2 separate regions of the Homo sapiens genome follow, and region 2 is linked to region 1. A link is a loop called in an ENCODE intact Hi-C map of the cell type or tissue named here. Cell type or tissue: HCT116. All regions are shown on one strand.

Region 1 (8,000 bases):
GTAGATGTCTATTAGGTCCGCTTGGTGCAGAGCTGAGTTCAATTCCTGGGTATCCTTGTTAACTTTCTGTCTCGTTGATCTGTCTAATGTTGACAGTGGGGTGTTAAAGTCTCCCATTATTATTGTGTGGGAGTCTAAGTCTCTTTGTAGGTCACTCAGGACTTGCTTTATGAATCTGGGTGCTCCTGTATTGGGTGCATATATATTTAGGATAGTTAGCTCTTCTTGTTGAATTGATCCCTTTACCATTATGTAATGGCCTTCTTTGCTCTTTTGATCTTTGTTGAGCTCCTGAAGGAAGCACTAAACATGGAAAGGCACAACCGGTACCAGCCACTGCGAAATCATGCCAAAATGTAAAGACCATCGAGACTAGGAAGAAACTGCATCAACTGACGAGCAAAATAACCAGCTAACATCATAGTGACAGGATCAAATTCACACATAGCAATATTAACTTTAAATGTAAATGGACTAAATGCTCCAATTAAAAGACACAGACTGGCAAATTGGATAAAGAGTCAAGACCCATCAGTGTGCTGTATTCAGGAAACCCATCTCACGTGCAGAGACACACATAGGCTCAAAATAAAAGGATGGAGGAAGATCTACCAAGCAAATGGAAAACACAAAAAGGCAGGGGTTGCAATCCTAGTCTCTGATAAAACATGTCTTTCTTTACATGGTGGCAGCAAGGAGAATAGTGAGCAAAAGGGGAGAAAGGCCCTCATAAAACCATCAGATCTCATTAGAACTCACTCACTACCACGAGAACAGCATGGAGGTAACTGCCCCATTGATTCAATTACCTCCCACCAGGTCCCTCCCATGACACATGGGGACAATGGGAATTACAATTCAAGATGAGATTTGGGTGAGGACACAGACAAACCATATCACTTTTAGTCCTTGCTTCCTTGGGGAATTTCTTTTTCTTATGTCCTATACCTTCAGTAACCTCATAGCCATATCTTCTACTAACTTCTCAGCACATTGTAGAAAATATTGCTTTTAACCATTACGTTAGTATTTTTAAAATAAGAAAGAAAACTGGATTTGGCAAAAAAAAAAAAAAAAAAAGAAGAAGAAGAAGAAGAAAGAGTTGTATAGTACTTCTATAATGTTTGTAGTAAAAGAATAGTTAATATTTTTGTTATTAGAAAATTGAAGTTACTCGTGGTTTCCCAAAGCTGTGATCTTACCTTTTATATTTGTCTTCAAACTCCCTACTTTTCTCCAATCCCTGATGTTTGAATCACTTCAGACTCTCAGGAAAAGGATTTTAGATGTTAGAAAGTTTGGAGACCAAATGCAGATTTATACGCAGTTCCAAATACAAACATGGAAGTGAAGATGGCCAGAGATTTTACTGTAAAATTAACCTACTTAGGAATGTTTTAGCTTCCTGTATTAAAGGGCATAAATTCCTGTCTTAACAAATACACATATATGTTCATTATATGGCAAATGCCTGTTGATGCAGAAAGGTTGAGGATGTGATATGCTGATAAACTGAACATTCTAGAAATGAATTCACTACATTCAGCACATGAAATGAAAATGTCCACGTTCAATGCAGAACACTGAGCAGTATCACAAAGACTTTAATCTCTGGCAATCTGAAGGCACATCAGGGTCCACCCTCCAACCATAGTCACCCCTCTCTGGGCATCAGCTGTCATCATCCAGTGTTGTGGTCCTGGAGATTAGCCTGAAACTGCCTGATCTTACCCTGTGACTGCTCTGGAAATTGCACTTTTGAATCCACTCCCCAATAACTATTTGTTCACTTCACATTTTTCCTTTATGCACAACGATCTAGTCAGAAGTGGGTGGAGAGAAACCCCCACCACTGGGTTGCTTTCGTTGCTGAGATAACATTGGGACTGAGAACTGGGTCTTCAATGATGACTCATGAAGCCTGTGCTACCTCCACACTCCCGGTGGCTGTGGCTCTGGGAGCACACGTGGTGGCCTGGGCCTCATAGGTCACCACCAGCAGGAAAGCAGCTGGGAGCCCAGCTCCTATGAGGCCCATAGTAGCCATCTTTGTATACAAAGACCTGCCTGTTTTGTGTCCATTCCAATACTGCATTTAAGAGCCTTTCTGCCTTCTCTGGCAATGTTATGTGTGCTGAATACTACATGTATCAAGAAGAAAGGAATGGAAACCTCCATGACAGTATTCGGCTACCTCTTCAGATAATTTACCCAAATCTTTCAGATACATTTAAACAATTCTTTTGTCTATGATTTAACTGTTACAAATAATGCCAGTGTTCAAATCTGAAAATATTCTTCACATAGCTGGCGTTGCCATTCTCTACTTACAATCCCACTGTGACTCTAGGCATATAATGTTCTTTTGCATAAAATGTTCTTCTGCCTTTATCTCTCTTCTCTGCTTCCTGCCAAGCTTCCATTCCAATGTCCCTCCATTCCCTTTCCAGTCAGAGACCAGGTGCTTCTCTGCCTGCCTTGCTAATCTCTCCTGCATCCATTCACCTGTCTCCATACCCCTGCTATTATCCTAGCCAGGCCTGTAATTTTTAGAGCTGAAAAGAACCACCTCGTCCAAGCCTTTGCTTTCGAATGAGGAAAATCACCTAAAGAAATGAAGTTAATGGTCGTTGCTTCAGGACTGTAGCTTGAATATGACCATAACACCACCTTTCTCTAGACCTATACACACTATCACACAGCCAGTGTCTCTCCACCTCAATACATCCTGCAGAGATTCCAGGCTGTTCTTTCTGAGCCACTGCCACTAGGCTCCTTCTCAGCTCAAAACCTTTAGTGATCCTCCATTGCCTCCAGAAAAAAATCCAAACTTCTAAAACTCACATTCAACCATCAAGCTCACTCTTCCCAATCCTACCCTTTAGATACACTTTGCAACCAAGTCAACTGACCTATTCATCCCCAGGTATTCTTCACCTGTCCAGGTGAGCTTTTACTCTCACACCTATGTGCAGGCAACTCACAAGTCTGGGTCCCACTCCTAGGTGAGAGCAAATATTGAGTGCCCCACTTTCCAAGAATGCCTTCCTGGTTCCCACCAATTAAAAATCATCTCTCCTCTACTATTAGTGACACAGTTTCTCATTCATATCTCCCTTATGTCACCCATTAGCTTGTATAACAATTTTGTGAACACACTCACTTGGATAGTCTCTGTAGGTCTAAAGCTTCTTACAGAGAAGATCCTAGTGTGTTTCACTTTTGCATATAGTACCCACAACTCTTGCTTATAGCACCCACTCACCTAGGATTCAGAAATGAACCAGTTTGTTCATATATTTCCAAGTTATTAGCCAGTAAAGTTAGAACTCTCTAATTTCTCATAATCAAATGTTAACTTTTTGTTCATCCTTTTTGTTAGATGCAGTTGAGATGGAGACGATATTATTTTTGTTAGGATACACAGCTGAACTGTTAGGATAAACAGTGTAACTGTCACCCACTTGAAGATATTTTAAATTAATTATATACTAGTAGACGTATTTGACATAAAGTGTAAAACAATGTAAAACATCAAATAAATAAAATTTTTCTTCTAAAGGAAGTCTCACCCCCACCCCTTCCATACACACACATTTACACACAAAAGACTAAAGTTATCATAGAAACTCATCAAACGTTTACTGCCATCTTGTGGACAGACAGACATTAGCAAAATACCCAAAAGAAATAACAGCCTTTTATTTGCCTAAGCGGCCTCTACTTAAATGCTGTGTGATTAAACCAAAGGAAGCAGCCTCTTCGTTAATTAAACCATTTGCCCAGAAAGTGGTTAGTCAATGCCAGGGAAGCCTTTGTTAATTGTTCTTTATCATTACAGAACCCTAAAATGGTTGTCAGAAATGTGCATACAAATTATCTTCGTGTTCTCATTCCGAATATCCAAGAAGGGGTGGGAGCAGGGGCAGGTCAGGAAAAGGTGACTGGGTACATTTGTATAGGCTTTGCTTCCTGGAGCAAAAAAGCACAAGAAATCTTTTAATTAATGCATTAGCAATTAGCAGTTTGCACCCCAAAGTACACAATTTACTCTTGATGGTTCAACAGTCTCCTTGATAAATTGCTCCCAAACAAGTAGACATCGAAGATGAAGAAATGCCTGTTTCTCCACGTTACTGTAAAATCTGTGATTCACAGAAGGGACTACCAATGGCCATATTATTACCACTTGCATATTGGAATTTAAATTAATCCATAAGAAATGGGCATGAAATAGGGCTAACAAAATAAAATATTACTCAGCCTCCCGAGTAACTGGGACTACGGGCATGCGCCACCGAACCGGGCTAATTTTTGTATTTTTAGTAGAGACCAGGTTTTACCATGTTGGTCAGGTTTGTCTCAAACTCCTGACCTCAAGTGATCCGCCTGCCTCGGCCTCTCAAAGTGCTGGAATTATAGGCATGAGCCACCGCATCCGTCCTGGGAGGTTTTCTTTTTGTGTTAAATATAGTCCTTATTCAAATACAAAGCTGGACCATAGCTCCACACGTTTTCATGCTATTACTTTGTCTCCAGGGTACTTTATTGCTTTCTGCTGGCCTATAATGAAACTCATATGTGGCACTGAACTTAAAGAAATGATTTCTTATATGAATAAAACTAGATCTCAAAGAGAACCAACCAAGGTGTGTAGAGCAAAGCTGACCCATGTAGCAGGCACTTTCCCTGCCGTGTCCCCACCCCTCTGCCCTTCCCTGTTTTGGTTCTCTGGGCCTCAGGATCACTGTGTTTTGCATTTCTTTCTTTCATCCTTGCCTGCTTGTGTTAATCACTCTAGGAAACTTGTTTAGACGTTAGCTGTCAGATAAGGCCATCCCCAGCAGTCAGAAGAGAATCGAATATTCACTTATTTATTCACGGAGCCAAAATGTATTGACCACTTACTAGGTACCAGTTTCTCTGTAGACATAAGGATCTGAAGGTTCAGAATCACTCACCTGCATCTGCTCAGGCTGAGGGGAGTCAAATAGAAGACAGGAACAGAACGGCCTGGTAGGTGCAATGCCAGAGGTCTGTGCACAGGGTTGGCGGCAGCTTGCTGTACTAGATGTAAGGTGCATGGGGAGGAAATCAAGGGTGGCTGTCCTGAAGAGGTCAGGGAAAGGCTCATGCTAAAAGTACCTTTGCTCCATGTCAGGAAGCTTGACTGTTATGCTCCTGGAGAGTGGTCGTTGATGGTAAGTGACTTCGCCAGAGTTTCAGTTCACTTCTTTGGGAGCAATAGAAATGTAAGAAGGGAGAGGATACATGCAAAGGGATCAAGACTGGAATCAGGAAGAGTCGGCCAGGCACAGTGGCTCAAGCCTGTAATCCCAGCACTTTGGGAGGCCGAGGCGGGCAGATCACCTGAGGTCAGGAGTTTGAGACCAGCCTGGCCAACATGGTGAAACCCCGTCTCTACTAAAAATAAAAAAATTAGGCAGGCATGGTGATGGCCATCTGTAATCCCAGCTACTTGGGAGACTGAGGCAGGAGAATCACTTGAACCCAGGAGGCAGAGGTTGCAGTGAGCCAAGATTGTGCCACTGTACTCCAGCCGGGCAACAGAGTAAGACTCTGTCTCAAAAAAAAAAAAAAGAAAGAAAGAAAGAAAGAAAGAAAAAGAGTTGTTATGAAAGTCTTCCATAAATCCTGGCTACCATGGTCATATCCTGAGGCAGGCAGTGGAAATGGAGAAGACAGCTACTCAGCTCTTAAAGAGGTAGAAATAGCAAGGTTTAGTGACAGGTTGAATATGGATTCTGATTGCAAAGTGTTGACAATGACGCTCTGGTTTCTGTCTTGGGTGACTATGTGAAGTGTGGCGCTAGGAGGGAGAAAAAGTAATATCTTTTTCTCACTCATCACAGTTCATGGCTGAGACCCCTATCACAAAACACAAATTAACAAGAGGAAAGCATAGAGATTTATTTAACCTAACTTTTACCTGACACAGGAGACTTCGAAAATAAAGACCGAAAGAAATGAGGATATCTGTGTATTTTTATGGACAGTCCTGCAGAAGTATGATTGGAGGACAAACGGGTATGATCTAATGATAACAAACTGGGGGAAGCGGAGCAAGGCCTGTTTGTTCAGATTCTTCTGGGCATCTCTGTGTGACAGCCTTTCCCCCCCAAGTACAGGACAGGAAAGGGAATAATTAATGGTGAAAGCTCTAAGAGGAAGTGGGAGGAACAGGGGAGTATTTGAAATTAGCTTTGAATGGAAGGAAAGATATCTGGAAGTGAGGTTACAAGAAAAGATGGGTGTACATACAATTAAGTCTGTAGGTGGGAGGGTGAGAAGACGCTTCATTATCAACATGACAGTAATTAAATGCATCCTCAAACAGATCAGTTTGAAATGCCTCCTACTGTGAATAGACAAACTTGTTACGGAAACATCTCAGGAGACTCCTTGCAGGAAGGATGGGTAGATAGATGCTCCGATTCCTCCCGGTTTCTGCTTTGCCTTTACTTCCCTAATTTCACCCCACCGCCAGTGCTAACCTATTTTCAACTCAGAGCGGTTCTTGCCAAGATAGGTAGTGTTCTTTTTCTACATCCATTACTATTTTATCTTCTTGATCGCCTTCATCAGTACACATTTTCATGAGAATGCTTCCATGTTAGGTTTTATGAGAAGCCATGGAGGCTGCCTCCTGCCTTCTGTACATTGGTGATTTGACAAACAACAGTGATCTAGATGGAGGAGCTAAATATTAAACACATGACAATGCCATTGAAGATTATCTCAATTCTATGTGTGTGTGCGCACGCGTATGTGTGTCTATACGTAAATTTGGGGAGGGGAGGGGTAACCATTGCCTCCGTTTGCAAAGCTCAGTGCTTTCATTGGCGCTACCTTTTCATCCCAGGACAGTTTTGCTCGCACACACCAATTGTAGCTCCTTTTAAGGCGCTGAACTCTGATGTGTCGGCTGCTAGTATTGCCTGGAAACCAGCAGCACTGTGGTCATTCTTCAGGCTCCCTTTATATTGTTCTGGTAACATCCCCTGCTGTGAAGATTTCTCTGGCTCTGTCTGCTACAAATGTAGGGGATAGATATAATGCTGTCTCAGTCATTGTCACCTTTCTGAGCAGTACAGGCACGCTATGCAACACACGTGCAGTCAATTTAATAGGCATGACCGCTCTAGAAACTTTGGAGAAACAGCCAGCCTGGCCTCCTCACAAACTGTCTTTATTGGCCAGATTTCCACACTCAGAACCATCTCTGATTGTTTCTGTCCTGTTAAATATGAAATTGAGAAGTTCAAATGACAGCAAAGTGAAGCTTTTTGTACTTAAAGGTGTTGAAACTTACTCTTGACAAGGTCTATTTTAGGCTTTCATTTCATAAAAAAAAAAAACATGATCCACAATAAACTTTGATGACCCCACACATTGATCTGTTAGCAAGATCATCGCCTCATTTTCCTGCTAGAATCATCAAACACAATCTGTTCCTTTGGGGAGTGCTTTAAAAACATATAACCCTAATTGGAACTGTCTAGAGGTGTTTTGTTAGCTATCTTTCAGCCCCTTCTTTAAAAGCTGCATATTGCTACTGATAAGCACAGAAACTTTGGAATCAGACAGACCTACTGACCCACCCAGATATGTCACTCCTGTCCCAAACCTGTCTTCATCTATCAGAAGGCCAATACTATTTGCCACCCTGTCACAACTGTGTTATCATCATGTACTGAAACCCTATAGGGAAAGTAACTAACACAGTGCCTGCCTCATAGTGAGGGCTTGGTAAACATTAACTTAGGGAAAGACTTTTTTTTTTTTTTTTTTTTTTACTTTAAGTTCTGGGATACATGTGCAGAATGTGCAGGTTTGTTACATAGGTATACACGTGCCGTGGTGGTGGTTTGCTGCACCCATCAACCCGTCGTCTAGGTTTTAAGCTCCACGTGCATTAGGCATTTGTCCTAATGCTCTCCTTCCCTTGCCCCCACTCCACAACAGACCCCGGTGTGTGT
Region 2 (8,000 bases), 1.3 Mb before region 1:
CCATTATGCAAGGAGTGAAGGCAAAATGGGTGTGGAGTTCTCTGTGGACAGCTGCTTCCCTGTACAAGATGAATACTACCAGTGCTCCTTTAGACTTTAAGTCTTTGTCTCAAAGGCTTTGTCTTCAAGCCTGTCTTGTGACTGGAGTGTTTGTTAATAACTGCTCCTCCTGCACCTCCATGTCTCTGTGTGTCCACACATCCCTGCCTACTGCTTCCCATCCCTGATTCTAGACACCGGTTTAGCTACAGGAGACAAGAATCACTTCCAAAGGAAGATGTTGAATTCAGGCAACAGAATGGTAAGAAAAAAGGCCCATGTCATTGTTGTTGTTTCATTCTTAGCACACACTTTCATTTCTAATGTTTAAATTCTATGCAGTGTTTCCTGATTAGGAGTTCTGTTCCTTTTCAAGGATTCTCAGGGATCCTTTTTTTAAGTTGATTCTCAGGGATAGAGCACGTTACCTTCACCACAGTAAGTTCCTCACAGGTGTAGAGTCCCGTTTGAATAAAAACATGTGTCTTCTCAGACAAAATGTGTGTCCTCCCTGTGGCTTGCACAGCAGGGTGCCATGTCCCTCTCTGCTTTTCCCTCTCCCCTGGAGGGTCATCTTTCTTATGTGGAAATCATGATTTTTGAGAAGCTGAAGCTGAGTTGAACTATTTTCCCCTGATTCTTATCAAGGCTTAAACTATATTAAAGGAGCTACCATTTTAAAAGATCTACTCATTATACTTCTTTTAGTATCATAGTTTTAATACTTGTCATATGTCCTAATCCAAATCCTATGCTTTACAAATAATAAAAATAAGGCCTAAAGGTATAGTGACTTACCCAAGTTTACAGAGCTAATTTGTGGAGGACAGTGGAGAGTAGCCCAGGTTCTGATTTTCTGGTTTTGCATTCTGATTTTACATTCACCGCTATACAAATTTTACATTCACCACCACACAAATGGAAGAATTTTGTTATACTTCCAATAGATACATATGTGAAGATCACACATACCCATTGAATATGTTTCAATCAATCTTGATGTTGGGAATTCTTTCATGTTTGGACCAGGATGGTACTTCCATCAGAGCAGAGTATTCCGCCAAGCTAGGAGGATCTCTTCATCCTCTAGACAGAAAAGACAGCTGACCTCAGCCCAACATTCTACTTCATAAAAGATGTTCATAGTCATGATGTCATTCTATCCTCACTAATCATAAGAGGTTGATAATATTGATAGTTTTACCTTATAGACAAGGACCCCAAGCTTCCTCAGTAGAAATCTAGCCATTAGTTCATGTCACATGACTTCACCTCCAGATAGACCTTGTTCTAGCTTGGAATCCATCTGAAGTGCATTCTAAACTAGGGGAAGCGTCCATACTTTCTTAGCTGGAGTATCCTGAGGGAGAAGAGCTCTAAAGAATAAGAAGAGCAAGGACACAACCTGACATCATGTTGCTGCCCCACCCGGCACACCCAGCCACACATATGTGCCCACAAGTTTTGATAAGAGGGTGCCTTCACGGTCCCCAAATCCTTAACATTTATGATGATGAATTCTGCATTGGGGTAGCCCATTTCTGAAATTTCAATTTGGACTTGAGTGAAAACAGATTTCCTATTAAATTCTTTTTGACAGAAACATCTCATAAACAAACAAGCATATAAACAAATATTTCTAATTTCCTCTTGGTGAATTATTTAAAGAATGCACATAAATCATGGCAATGTTTTTCCTTTGGATGACTTTTATTTATAGTTTTCTGTCTTTAAGAAAAATTTCAATAATTCATAATCACATTTTATAAAGTTGCCTTGCTGCTAAGAGCCAAGATAAAGATACATATGATTTAGCTTCCTAATATTTTATTTCTCTCTTCACCCATAAGAGGTCTGGTTTCCCAAGAGAGCTGAGCTCTGTATCAGAGGGTATTCTAATAATTTCATTGATGTATACAAAATGTATTTCCTTTTCCTAAAATGAAAAAGGAAAGTAGCAAAGGCAGTTTTCATTATACAGATTCATAGTGGTGCACCACAGTGGTCTGTGCTCATCCTGAGAGGAGGCCTGACGTATGGCTGCCAGATTTGAATATAAATGTAAACTCCTATTGCTCCACAGAATCCCATGCAGAAATAAGCTTACACCCAATGCATGGAGAAAATCAATAGTATATTATTAAAAGAGCATTCTGACTTTGTGTAGAGCCATTAAAATTAATCCCATCAGCATTAAGTCATGGGCCCTAGAGAATCACCCAGGAGAGCCATGGAATGATGGCAACCCACACAGATTAGGAAGAGAAGATGACACAGGCAGAACAGAGAAGGAAGTGTGGTCTGGCCCAAGCATTGCCCATGTCCCTTCCTGGCTGCCCTTCTTGTGAACACCTGGGGGTTCTGCATCTACACGTTCCTGGTGCCCAATCCTGAACACCACCCTGTCTCTGCTCCAGCCCTCCCTGTCTCCTGGAAGTGCTGCTTCTGAAGGCAACTGCTCTAAACCTTCTGCTTCTTTAGACAGCTGTCTGATAAAACAAAGCTTTCTGCAGGGTTCATGACTGACAATAGGGTCAAATGATCAATTGCCCCTGATCACAGACTTCCTGTGAGATGCAACACCGTAGCCCAAAGTCTTCACCCAAAGTCACGATAACTAGGAGAGAGTTTTTGACTGATACAGCCTTGTTCATTGTGGGAGAGCATGAAAGCCCTGAAAAGCCAGGAGATCTGGGTTAAAGTCCTGCCTCTACCGTCAAGTAACTCCCCTCACTCTGGGTAAGTCACTTGACCTGCCTGTGCCTTAGTTTTCTCATCTGATAAGTGAAGATTTAAAGGGTGTTTTGTGAGAGCTTAGTAAGATAATGAAAAGGTACATGCAAAGCAACACGGTGCTTTAAAAATGCAGCTATGACTTCATTTAGACATTTTGTGGAACAAACACACAGAGAGATGTTGTAACACAAGGATGTAGGAAAGACAAAAGACAGACTTAATTTATTAATCATTTCCTGAGTGTTTATTGCAAGGTGGGCATTGTTTTATGCACACGAGGTGTAGGAGCGAAAAGACAGATTGTCAATTATCTACATTACTGCTAGCATTACAGGAGTTTAAAATTATCTTTCATCTCTTGTATATTTATTGTGCATGGCATAAATCAGCCACACTAGTATCTGCATACTAGTATTGCTTTCAAACACCAATGATAGAAAATGTCCAAAGCAAATCAGAGTAAATTAATTTTTTTGCATTAATTTCTGTTTCTTTCAAATACAAAGATTCATATATAACTACTATCAAAGGCGTTTTTTGCCTTTACAGATGGTCAACATTTGTTAAAGAAGTCAGGAAAACGCAGACATGCAGGGATTAGGACATCCTTGCGTCATGGGTCTCTCAGCCTTTTCCTTAACCAGGGGTGGCTGCGCTGCACTTGAGGAGGAGGCAAGGGGCAGTCAGGCAGCCTGGAGTTCTCCTGCCCACTCTGCTGGCTCTGCTGGCTCCCCAGCCTACTTCAGCCCCAGCCTCGCAAATTCCAAACTGCTGATTCATGCTCATGATGTGAGCCTAATGACCGCGAACACGCTCTTGTTTTTCTTCTTCAGGCACATTTTCTTGGTAACCAGGCGGATGATATGCTAATGCAAGCTGGCAGACTTGATCTCAAACTACAAAAATACGCTCTGCCACGTGGAGGGGACAAAGGAGGAAAGAGACTTCAAGGCTATCCTTTTGACTCGGGTTTCCATTTTTGTCGAGAAGCACACAGCAAGTGCTCAACAAGGAGATTTGGTATTCAGAGGAGACCCACAGTGACCATTAGGATTTTAAACCACCATGAGCAGTAATTCTTCTCATTTAAAATAAATGTCCTCTAAGCTTTTTTAGTAACACACTTTATGAGACTCCGCTAGTTTCTCGTGCTGTTTCAGACAGCTCTGGGTAAGCAGGAGATGCTGAATCCAGTGAGGCAGAAAAGTCAGAATTTGCCTTTTCTCAAAATCCATCTTGGCCCCAACTTGGCTGCATCTTGCTTCTGAGTCATATAGCAAGGGTTCGTTGAAGGTCACCGCAATGCCCTGGACTACTTTGGAGTTTCAATGTATTGCTGTTGAAATAATTTTTAATCTCTTCCTGTCAGCTGGCCAGATGATACAATAATATTACCCTGTGTTGCCTCACAAGTGATTAAAGAACAAGAGCACAGCAAGTCCTGCTTCCCAGCCCTCTCACAGGAGAGCATAGAGGCTTCTGCAGGGAGAACGAGCCTTCTGCAACATACAGATATTCCCAGAAAGACAATTCACAAAGCAGTTTATTAGTGCCTGTGTTTTCAAGGCACTGCTGAGCGGAATGCCAGGGCCATTGGCTCCTGTTTTATTAAGGTTCTTGTCTATCTGACTCAGACTCACAAATTTTCTGGCCACAGACTTGGAATTTACTGTAAAGTGAGTCATCCGGTATGAACCAATGAAAATTCTCCAGGCAAATTCAGTTCAGACTCTGAGTTGTTATTTTTATTCTAAAATGGTCTTTTTCTTTATTATCTGGAAACTCATCAGTTAGGTGAGTCTGAGTGAGTCTGTGTTAAGAGGCTAAAATTAATAAATCCATCTGGGTAATTTCATGCCAAAAGCCACAACCTTCGGTTGATAAAAAGGAAGATGTTTCATTTCAATTGGAAGGTCACAGTCGGTCTGCTAAGCTGATTTTGAAAACGATATGCTGATAAGCATAGGAAAGGGTAAAGAAATTCCTTACAAAGCAAAATGAAAATAAGAATTTCTTTTTTCATCACACCAGAGGAAGATTCAAATTAATGTCCTCAGAGAGAGGTCACTTTGAGATACAGAGAATCAAAGGTTGGCTACCATAGGTTTAGTTTTTTATAATCTGCTTATAACTAGTTACTTCCTTGATCACTTCAGCACCTACAACTATCTTGAGACAGTTTTTACCACTTTACAATAAAAATACTAGAAATAAACATTTTCTTTTATTTTCAGTACTCTGGAAAGTCAAATTTTATTTGAGCCCAAACAACTAAATTCTGACTCTATCTTTTAAAGTGCTCCAGAGCCAAGACTCTAAGCCATAGAGCCTTATTGCTACAATCATGGTCATCAGATTACCTGTGGAGCTCTTGCTGAATGGTGGAGCCAGGAAGGAGCAGCCACTGCAATCTCTTTATGTCTGTAGAGCTGTTGCTAAGCAGTACTACAGGCAGTGTCTAAAGGCCCATCTCCAAGCCTGGAGTGTTCCAAACAACATCTATAAGAAGTCTCCAGAGCTGTGGCATCCCAGTGAGAATGGCTCTTGCATTCAGGCTCCAACAAAAGTGTCCAGGCAGGAAGTTGAAATGGAGGAAGTTATGTTAGAATGACTATCCTCATTACACAGATGAGAAAAGTGAGTCATGGAGTAAGTCAAACTCCTCCACCTCCCAACAACCAAGGAATAAACTAGAACCCATTTTTCTCTGCCTTTGTGTGTTAAGTTAGACATCCACTGGATTATGCCACTTCTTTTGGGGAAGGGAAGAATAGAAAATTGGATGACCCAGCACAACAGATGAATTCTGAGGGTGAAGAATGCAACAGGAACAAATTTCCATTTTCCTGTTATTTGAAGATGGAAGAGTAGATGTGGGTTCCAGTGAAGAACCAAGAAGCAGTTCCACTGAAAAAGTAGTATTTGACTCAAAGTAACCATTTTGAACAAAATTCTGAAAAGTCGACCTTAAATAGTAAATGACTGAGATAGCAAAGGAATGAAATTATCTGTTCTTCCTCAACAATAAACAGAAAGGGCTAATTCAGTCCATGGTAACTATTTAACCATATCTCAAGTGGGTGAGCAGCAATCAATGATTAGCACAAAAATGGTCAGAATAGCAGCATGTTTCTCATATGCAAAAAAAAAAAAAGCCAAGAAAATTATCATGGATTGAGAGCATTTTTGTTAGAATATGTGAAAATAAAAAAAATGATAAAGGTGAAGATTAGAAAAACGTGGAAGAGATGGCAGTAAGAGAGCACAGGATAGGCCCCTAGCTTTGTCCTGGAAGCATTGACCTCTCTGACCTTGCCGCCCACAATGTTCACCTGTGACCATCTGTGTCCACCTTCAGTGAATGTATTGTTCCCAAAAGGCTCTTGTTCCTATCAGAGTACCACACTAGAGCTGTGGTCCAGCTCTGTTCAGGAATCCACAGCCCCAGTCCAGATTTTAAAAGGAAAACCAACTGCAGAAATGTAACAAATAAAACAGCTTGCTCAATAAGAGTTACTCAAGTTTAACTATGGATGACTGACCGAGATGAGGCAAAGAGCAAGTACTATCTGCCAGATATAATAGCAGGAACTCTTTATCTGTTTTCTCACTGAATGTCCTTAAGAATTATATGAGATGTGGCACTATCCCCATTGCTCTAGACACTGAGAACCAAGGAAGTTCTGTTACTTCCTCAAGGTTGGGATTCAGTTCCAGGTAGGCTTTAATCCTGTATGTTATTTACATCATTTCCAACTAATAAAGATGAGAGTGTAATTTATGCACATATCACACTCAAGTATTTCAGGCGGATGTCAATTAACTAACATCTTTGTTATAAAATTATAACAGGTTATCACAGGCAAAATTTTCCATTAGTGCATCTATACTTTTGAGTACAGTGAAATATAGACAAGTAATTCTCAATGGGAGGAGTCAGGGAAGAGAAGCACATCAGGATTACCTGAGCAACCTGTTCAAGCAGATCTCCCATTACCCTCCCCTCCCCAACCCCCTTCACGCGTGTTAGTCAATGTTATCAGCAGAATGTGTCTGACTCATAAACGTACTGGGCTGGGGAAAAACAACAACAACAACGTTGCAACCTCGTTTTGTGTATTTTCACATCAATGAATGTTTTTCTTTTTTTGTTTTTTTGTTTTGTTTTTTTTTTTTTTTTGAGATGGAGTCTCTCTCTGCTGCCCAGGCTGGAGTACAGTGGTGCAATCTTGGCTCACTGCAACCTCCATCTCCCAGGTTCAAGTGATTCTCCTGCCTCAGCCTTCCGAGTAGCTGGGATTACAGGCACGCACCACCACGCCCAGCCTTTTTTTTTTTTTTTTGGCTTCTTTATTATCCTATTTTAAGTAAAGGAATTTCTAGATAATTTTTCTCACATTATTTAGGTTTTCGTATGTTTTGATAGTTCATTTTCAACTTCTGCCTCCCACAATTTTACATGTAACCAATATTCTCACAAAAATATGAATGACTGACATCTTCCATTTACTTAACTGACTTACTCTGTACATATGCATACACACAGCTTCATTAATGTACTGACTTCTGATCAGATTTAAACTGTAGCAAATTTCTTCATCAGAAAATAAAAACCTCTAAGAACGTTACAGGAAGTGATTTCAATGGATCAGGATGCTTTATCATCTATTCATTAATGCTGTCAACATCCAGGTACTGCTGAGTGCCTACAATATTCCAAGCAGTTGCATTTTACCAGCTAAAGTAGAATATACCCTCTTGTTGAGTTAGCCATTTACTTATGTCGGAGAAACATCCTTCAGAATAAGGATGCCCTGAACTCTTCTGAGGGCATTCAAAAATACCAGAGTCATTGTTAGTTTGCCCTTGAATGACTCTATGTTTGTTGGAGATAAAGCACTCATGCCTTTCAGGTGACACTTTCTAGATGTCAGCAATTAGTTATAATTATTAATAATTTTGGTTACTATAACTTATTAGTAGGCTGAAATTTAGGCTTTGAAGAAAAATGGATTGGTTAAGCCTTAGAAAACATAAACACACTGAATGGGCCCTGTACACTCTAAATACCTTCATACTATTTGAAGGAATTCATAGTAAAACTTAAATCTTCAGGTGAATCTGTACTAGTAGCCACTACTAGATTACTGTACCATCCAGGACACCAGAAAAACTGGAAGGCATGTGAGACTGAGAACCTAAGGCCTGCATCCAAATCTCAGTTT

The links. Hi-C counts contacts between places; a loop is a spot of excess contacts. Peaks named below come from ENCODE experiments on the same cell type or tissue, not always from the same donor. Only the 100,000 strongest peaks of a DNase experiment are listed, where the experiment ranks them.
Region 2: it touches region 1 in a loop (4-fold over the local background); 2 of 110 quality-filtered maps call a loop at or near these places.

Annotation. Positions count from the first base shown.
Region 1 is chr6:148,162,901-148,170,900 of GRCh38, forward strand. No RefSeq gene overlaps it. Among named protein-coding and RNA genes, the nearest start is that of SASH1, 180 kb to the right of the region's middle. In HCT116, CTCF peaks have their summits at 3,647 (motif pointing left) and 3,846; a DNase peak (open chromatin) is centred at 3,661.
Region 2 is chr6:146,910,541-146,918,540 of GRCh38, forward strand. All of the region lies in intron 7 of STXBP5-AS1 (STXBP5 antisense RNA 1), which reads right to left. Among named protein-coding and RNA genes, the nearest start is that of LUADT1, 240 kb to the right of the region's middle. In HCT116, no CTCF peak of the experiment used is centred here; DNase peaks (open chromatin) are centred at 3,581 and 4,411; H3K4me3 peaks cover 2,485 bases; H3K27ac peaks cover 2,823 bases.